2 separate regions of the Mus musculus genome follow, and region 2 is linked to region 1. Evidence: chromatin contacts called from ENCODE Hi-C data. All regions are on one chromosome and are shown on one strand. Each heading gives the region's core, a stretch centred on a gene start or an enhancer-like site at or near the end of the contact. The rest is flanking DNA. Distances are from core to core; before and after follow the strand shown.

Region 1 (3,817 bases), core at 677-3,176:
CTTCAAAATCTTGGCAATCTTCCTGCTTCCTTTCAAGTCTTAGGATTATAGATGTATGCCATATGCACAGTTAATAAGGTCATGCTTGATCACGCTTCCATCATATGCAAAGATAAAAGATAGGATTATAGGATAGAAATAGCATATGCTGAAAGCCTATTTATTTTATCTAGAGCCTATTTTATCTAGAGCAGTGGTTTTCAACTGGGGGGTGATTTTTGCTCCATGGGGAACATTTAGCAATGTCTGGAGATGCTTCTTGGATGTCATAAATGGGAAGAAAGAGTATTGTTATTGGGATTCAGTGTTTAGAGAGGTTATTAAACATTCTTTGATGCAGTGGACAGCTCCTTATAACCAAATTATCTGGTCCAAAGTGTTAGTAGGACTGAAACTGAGAGGCCCAGGGTAGAGCAGAGAAAGTCAGAAGTGGGAGAGACTAGGGCTTTGTAATGTCACACTTCCCAGAAGGGAGCTTGGGACAAAGGGTACCTGGAGGGAATGTGGGTGCTTAGAAAACATGGTGCTGAGAAAGGAATCTGGGCAGGGCCTGAGTGTGGGGAATGGAGTGTGTAGAGGGAAAAGGTAGATGGGATGGAATGGCAGCCTAGTGAGATGTGTCCCTGGTTTGAGATGCAGTTTACGTCTGAAAGGGAAGACTCATTGCCTGGGACAGTATCAGTTACCTTCCTGCCTGGCCCCAACCCTTTGTAGGCTGGAGCCCCCTGGATATGTTTCTTCGTTCTTTGCTGGCAGAACCCATTTTCTTAGCTGGTCTACTGGGCTTTCTCCTAGAAAACACTATATCTGGTAAGTTGAGACCAGGTCCCAGGGGAGTGGCTAGGTAGTCACTACTCCCTAGGTTGGGCAGGGCAGTGACCTTTACTTATTTTTCACTTAAAAAAAAAACCTTAATTTTCATTTTAAATTATGCATATGTGTGTATGTGTGTCTTTGGATATTTGCATTCATAAAATGTAGAGATCAGTGATGGTAGATCCTCCCAGACCTGGAGATTCGGGCAGTTGTGAGCCATCCGGCATGGGTGCTGGGACTTGGAACTTGGGTCCTCTGTAAGAGCAGTACCAGCTCCTAAGAGCTATCTCTCCATCCTGATCACCCCTCTTTTACAGGTACACGGGCTGAGAGAGGCTTAGGTCAGAGGCTGCCAACTTCTTTCACTGCCCAAGAAATTCAAATGCTTCAGCAATCCAGGAGGAAAGCTGCTCAAGAGTATGGGCTTCCTTTACCCATCAGAAACCTGTGTTCCTGCATCCCACAGCCTCTCCACTGCCTCTGTCCAATGCCTGAAGACTCTGGGGATGAAGGAGGATCCTCTAAAACAGGAGAGAGAGCCGACTTGTTGCCTAACTCTGGGGAATCGTACTCCACAGCTAGCAGAGAAGGGGTTAGGTCCCAGTAATCATCAAGACCACCATTTTTGTCTTAGTTTAGCAGTAACTGCCACCTTGCTGGAGTCTGTATACTTTGTCCCAGTGGAGGTGGATGTGGCCCACTTGCAAAATGGGCTGCCTTTCCTCCTCTTAAGACTTGAGCAGAGGCCATGGTTTAGCGGGTTGGAACTGAATAAATGAGATTTCTGCCTGTAAACTGTCAAGGCTTCTTGAATGAACTCTAGCATTCAAATATTTACTCTTTGCCATGAGCAAGGTCCTACATCCACGGATATGAATACGACAGGGTCCCTGCCCTCTCCCTGCATTTAAGATTTAAATAAGTAACTAAAATGTAAAGCAGATAAAAAAAAGATGAAGAGGCAAGAGAGAAGTAGTATTTCGTTTCAACTTAGGGCAACAGGAAAGGAATTAGGAAAGCAGCAGAGTTGCGAGTGGCGTTAACAAGTGAGGTTCGGGCCCCGCCCACCAGGGCCCTGGCTCCGCCCACACCCAAGACCCCGCCTTCCTGAGTGTGTTGTGTGTGGGGGGGTGGCCTCTCAGTTTGCGCACCAGGACAGGCCCGCCTTGAGGAGGGTGGGAGTTCCCGCAGCCGTTGACGGTAGGTGGGGTTGGTTTCGTGTCGGCGCCGAGATCTGGGTCTGTCCGGACGCCGAAAAGCAAAGATAAACTCGTGCAGTGGCCCCTGACCCGGGCGCTTTTTCCCAGAAGGGACCGCGCGCAGCCCGACTTTGGACCTCCCGGAGTGGGCGGACCTGCGCACGCGCAGTCCGTTTTCGGCCTCTGCCTTTTAGTGTGTCGTGTGAAGCCCCTCCTTAGCAGGCTTCGTGTTTGGCCCGCTGGGATGAATTAGTTTTGTTCCCCTTTGGGGCCCTGAGCCGTAACTGTGTGCAGCGGATGCTGTAAAAATGAGAGGCGGGCGACAAAGTTCTAGCGGGGGTTGGGGGGGCAGATGGACGCCTAGGGCGCTCGAGGGCGGGGCGTGTGACCTTTGGCGGCAGGGCCTAAGGTTTGCCCTCTTTGGTGGCACAGGGCGTGGGCTCGACAGATGGTCTGTAGGACCTTACTGCCCCCTGCAGGGTATTTTAGGAACTATCCCTGGGAGAGGAACCCGAGTGGTAGAATGTCGTGCAACTTCACAGTCTCTCCTTTAAAAGACAAATTAAACCCGCGAGGTTGGTTAACGTGATCATGGAAGACCAATTTGCGGAGTGTGGGGCGGGGAGTCAAACCCCAGAGGACTTAGATTCCTTCTCCCTCCATGCTGTGAACAGTCTCAGGCCCCAGTCCGTTCTACCACTTTGTTTTGTTTTGAAAGTCTCTTGCTATGTTGTCCAGGTTGGCTTCCAAATCAAGATCCTCCTGCCTCAGCCTCCTGTGTGCTAGGATTACAGGCATGCCCCATCATGCCTGACTCACTGAGTTATACTTACCTCAAGACCAGGCTGAGTGGTAGGAGCAGCCAGACTGGATGTTTAGACATTTTTATAGGGCCAGCTGTCCCTGGCCACATTAAAACAGCTTCCTCCCATTCAGACAAAACCATCGACTTGTGGGTTTTGACCTTCGGAACCAGTTAGGCCAATAAGCTCAATTTTGGTGAGTTTCAGAGTGCATGCCAGGATGTGCCTATAAGGGAAATTAGAGGGTTTGGCAACTTCATTTGTATGTCTAATCTTTCCCAGTGTAAACTCTTGCCCAGTGAAGACTCTTTAATCATTCTGAGACCAGTTTATCCTGTTGGAACAGCCCAGGATACAAATAACCATCTCCACACACAGCGTTTCAAGGTGGCTGCAAATAACCACCATATATGTAGTCCTGTGTCACTTGAAATGGCCAGATGTTTTTTGACAACTGTGTTGTTAGGCAATTTTAGCCCATATAGATATCACACAATGCATGTACTTGAACCAAGATGGCAGTAATATCACTAGGCTCTATGCTCTCTCGGGGTCCCTGTCATGTATGTAGTCTTTCTGAGATATACATTTGTATTCCACGTGTTAATTGTAGTGCAAACTAGTGAGTGACATGAGACAAGTGGTTTGAAAGCTAGGAAGATGACGGCTTAGACCAAGCTGAAATGACTGTTACTCAGATTTAAACAGAAATTCTATTATTTTCTTTGTAGTCTAAGCATTTACCTCTTGGCACTTCCTTTCCTTTTGTTATTTATGGATGGAAATAATGAAATTATATGACTTTTTGTATCCACAGGAAAAGTAAATTCTGTCAAGATTTAGTTGCTATATATTCAACTAGGCTGAGGATACAGCTTTCATCTGGTTGTTGGGAAATGAATTTAGGACCTTTGCTCCCTCCGATCAGCCCTGCTGGCTCAGTCCCTGATGGCTCCAGCCTAAATATTTTTCTTCTTATTATAAATAAGCTGTCTTCAG
Region 2 (3,594 bases), core at 220-2,719, 350 kb before region 1:
CTGGGATTACAGGCATACCACGCCCTCCCCCATACAACTCTTCACAGTAACCATTCTTATGGGAATCTGCCTTGTAGGCGATCTCCATTTGTATGACTACCATCCAGCCCACTCTGATATGTATCACAAGTGTGAATATTCCAGGTCTCGCCCCCACCATGCAATATGCCCTGTGGTAAGGAACCATGCTAAGAGTTTTTATTATTTTATTTTAGTCTGCTTATCCTAAGTGATCCAAACATATCTTCGCTACGATAGTCATTATTCTTTGACCACCTACTAATTCTTGTCTATATGAGACAAACACTGTTGTCTTTGTCCAAGTGAAAAAGCTGAGACCCAGGTTAACATGCCCATTACATCACAGTGACTAACATACAGAGCCCGGTTCAAACTCAAAGAGCCTAATTCAAAACCTGCTCTCTGTAGAATCTAGAGTCAATGATCTACAAATATACTTGTGATCAGCAAGAGAATGATACCGCCATGAGGGTGGGGTGGGGGTGGGGGTGGGATGGGGTGGAAATGATTCTCGAGACACCAGAAAAAGGAACTTTAGGGAAACAGTAGAAGGCCACAGGTGAGGAACGAGGGGGATCTCACCAAAGAAGCAGTAGACGACTCCAAACAAACAGCACATGATGCAGACGAGGGCCGGCAGTGCCTGATACCTGCGCTCCAGAGGCTGTTCACAAGGTGCACCCCAGAAGGTGTCATCCGGCTCCGGGGGCAGCAGCTGAAACCGCAGAGTTTCCATAGTACCCGGCATAGCGCCGGGAATGGAAGGGGGTCACCCTCCCAGGACAACCTGACAGGGAGGAAATTGGGGTCAAGAGTCAGTTGTGGGTCTCCACTACAATAACAGTGCGAGTGGGGGAATTCAGCAAGGGCACAGTGGACAAAGGAATGGTTGCCCACATCAGGCAGCTCTAGAAGCATCTCTGGAACGGGGAGCAGAGACAAAGGGAAACAAGTGCCTGGCTAGAGGCGGCTGGGATGGACTTAAAAGAGGGACTAGATGGGGCTAGACGAGGAGAGGGAGGGTGCCGCTGGCAAAAAGAGGCAGCCTGAGCACCATCTGTGGGAGGCTCAATTTGGAATTGTCCAAGATCTACCTGGGCCGGAGGTGACCGGAGCTTCCGAGCAAAGGAGGGTGTGCAGGGGCCGGAGGAGCCGGGGTTGTAGGACACCAGAGGCTCTGACTGACTGGGGTCCGGGCAAAGTCTGCCGTGCGAAGGGGGCTGCTGGGCCGGAGAGACGGGTCTCTGTGCGACGGCGTCGTCGCCCCACCTCCGACACCGGCTGGCACTGCAGCTCCACAGACTCGCGCCCGGCTCGGGGAAGGGAAAGGAGCAGGAGCTCGGGCTGTCCCGGAGCCGCGGCCCCATGCCCTGAGCCCGCTGGCGGCCTTTGGTGCTGATGGACAGCTCCGGCCTCTGCTCCTGACGTCACTCAGGGTGCACCATCCTGGCAGGGGCGGGCTGCTTCTGACGTCATCCGGGACGCACCAACCACGCAGGGGGGAGACAGGGGACTCCGCCCCCGGCGTCTGCCTCTCCGGCGCTGAGGAGGGGGCACTTCCGGGGGTCCTTCCCCTTTAACCTCCTCCCCTTCGTCCCTCTCCGCTAGCTGACGGCTAGACCCCACCTCGGGGGCGGGGCCCTGTCGGTGACACGTCGGACAGCGGCCGCCTTGGAGGCCCGGGCGCGCAGTGCTGCTCTAAGGGCGGCCGACCCGCCCGGGGATTCCGGGCTTGAGCTCCTACCTCTGCTCGGCGGGGAGGGAGCGGGCCCGCCTGCTGGGCCTGGGCCCTCCGGATCCGCCCCCTCTTCGGTCCCGCCCCCTCGGAGCCGCCTCGGGCTACGCGGGGGCCGGGGACCCGCTGTCGGGACGCCATGCGGGCGTCGCTGCTGCTGTCCGTGCTGCGGCCCGCGGGGCCCGTGGCCGTGGGCATCTCTCTGGGCTTCACCCTGAGCCTGCTCAGCGTCACCTGGGTGGAGGAGCCTTGCGGACCCGGGCCGCCCCAACCCGGAGACTCTGAGCTGCCGCCGCGCGGCAACACCAACGCGGCGCGCCGGCCCAACTCGGTGCAGCCCGGATCCGAGCGCGAGAGGCCCGGGGCCGGCGCAGGCACCGGTGAGAGCTGGGAGCCTCGTGTCTTGCCCTACCATCCCGCGCAGCCAGGCCAGGCCACCAAGAAGGCCGTCAGGTACTGATCCACTCCGTCCGCCCTAACACCCCCCCCCCCCCCCCCGCAGGCACCAGCCAGGATGCGCGCGCTAGGGAGGCCGCCAGAGGCCGGGTCAGGCTCCGGAAGGAAGGGGCCGGCCGGCCAGGAAGTCCTTGGGCCTCGATTACTTCCTATGACCCTGCTTGCAGGGAGACAGAGGGCCAGTTTGAAGCTTTTTCTGGATCCCGTCCGGATCTGAGCTGAGCTAAACCGACTCCACCCAATTATACTCCAAAGACCCTCTTAGCCCCCCACTGGTCTGTTTAGGATTAGAAAAATGAGTGTTAAAGAGGATAAGTGTATAAAGAGGGGGAAAGAAAAAGGAGGGAACTGGAATTTACCTGTATTTCATTCCTAGATGGGTTTCAAGGGCCACCTTGGGATGAGATGGGAGAGGGAGGAATGTACTCATCACATTGATGTCTCTGCCCACGCATTGAAGTAATTTCTTCTAAGTAACAGTGAATTCCAGTTGTACAACTTACCTTCTACCTTAGGAAGGTGAGTCACTGCCTTAGTTTGCCCCTCTCCAAAAGACATTCTCTACACCACTATGCCGTATGCTTCTACACATCATTTATAGGACATATTGGGGGGGCGGGGCTGACAGCATATTCATGTTGCAGGGAGCATCTGCAACAGTGTGCCAAGCATGTTACTGTTTAAGTGCAATCTGTCCCATTTTACAGATGGCACCGATTAAGTAACATGTTCAGGGACACAGCCACTAGGTTGTGAAATCTGGAAGTAGATCTAGTGTATCTCTTACCTGCATCTGCCTTGGAAGTGCTGTCTCCTAGATGCAACACTTTCTGTGAGACCAGTATATCACTTAAATCATGTCTCGTGGGAGAGACAGTCTTATCCTCCCGTTCGTGGGTGCCAAACAGGTCCAGAGGAGAACTAACAAGTGAAGCTGTGTGCTATCTTGTTCCTAACTGTCTTTTCCCAGAACTCGGTATATCAGCACGGAGCTGGGCATCAGGCAGAAGCTTCTGGTGGCAGTGCTGACCTCACAAGCCACGTTGCCTACACTGGGTGTGGCTGTAAACCGAACTCTGGGACACCGACTGGAGCATGTAGTGTTCCTGACCGGTGCGAGGGGCCGCCGGACACCTTCAGGCATGGCGGTGGTGGCACTGGGCGAAGAGAGGCCCATCGGACACCTGCACCTGGCGCTGCGCCACCTGCTGGAGCAACACGGCGATGACTTTGACTGGTTTTTCCTAGTGCCTGATGCCACCTATACTGAAGCGCATGGACTGGACCGCCTAGCTGGCCACCTCAGCCTTGCTTCAGCAACCCATCTCTATCTTGGCCGGCCGCAGGACTTCATCGGTGGAGATACTACCCCAGGCCGCTAC

What was found. Hi-C counts contacts between places; a loop is a spot of excess contacts on that map.
Region 2: a loop to region 1 is called in a map of T-helper 1 cell, with 5 times the contacts of the local background. The contact joins the promoter of Tmem198 here to the promoter of Nhej1 in region 1. A Hi-C loop is called at or near these places in 2 of 37 maps with a recorded cell type or tissue (T-helper 1 cell and T-helper 17 cell).

The regions. Positions count from the first base shown.
Region 1 is chr1:75,123,335-75,127,151 of GRCm38, reverse strand. Nhej1 (non-homologous end joining factor 1) reads left to right here and starts at 1,926. Exons shown (of 9, transcript NM_029342.4): 1 at 1,926-2,016. Slc23a3 (solute carrier family 23 (nucleobase transporters), member 3) reads left to right here. Exons shown (of 12, transcript NM_194333.3): 11 at 715-810; 12 at 1,134-1,611. The coding sequence ends at 1,423.
Region 2 is chr1:75,477,407-75,481,000 of GRCm38, reverse strand. It overlaps Tmem198 (transmembrane protein 198), which reads right to left and starts at 1,469. Exons shown (of 5, transcript NM_177056.4): 1 at 1,116-1,469; 2 at 604-808. The coding sequence starts at 769. It overlaps Chpf (chondroitin polymerizing factor), which reads left to right and starts at 1,530. Exons shown (of 4, transcript NM_001001566.3): 1 at 1,530-2,209; 2 at 3,183-3,594. The coding sequence starts at 1,896.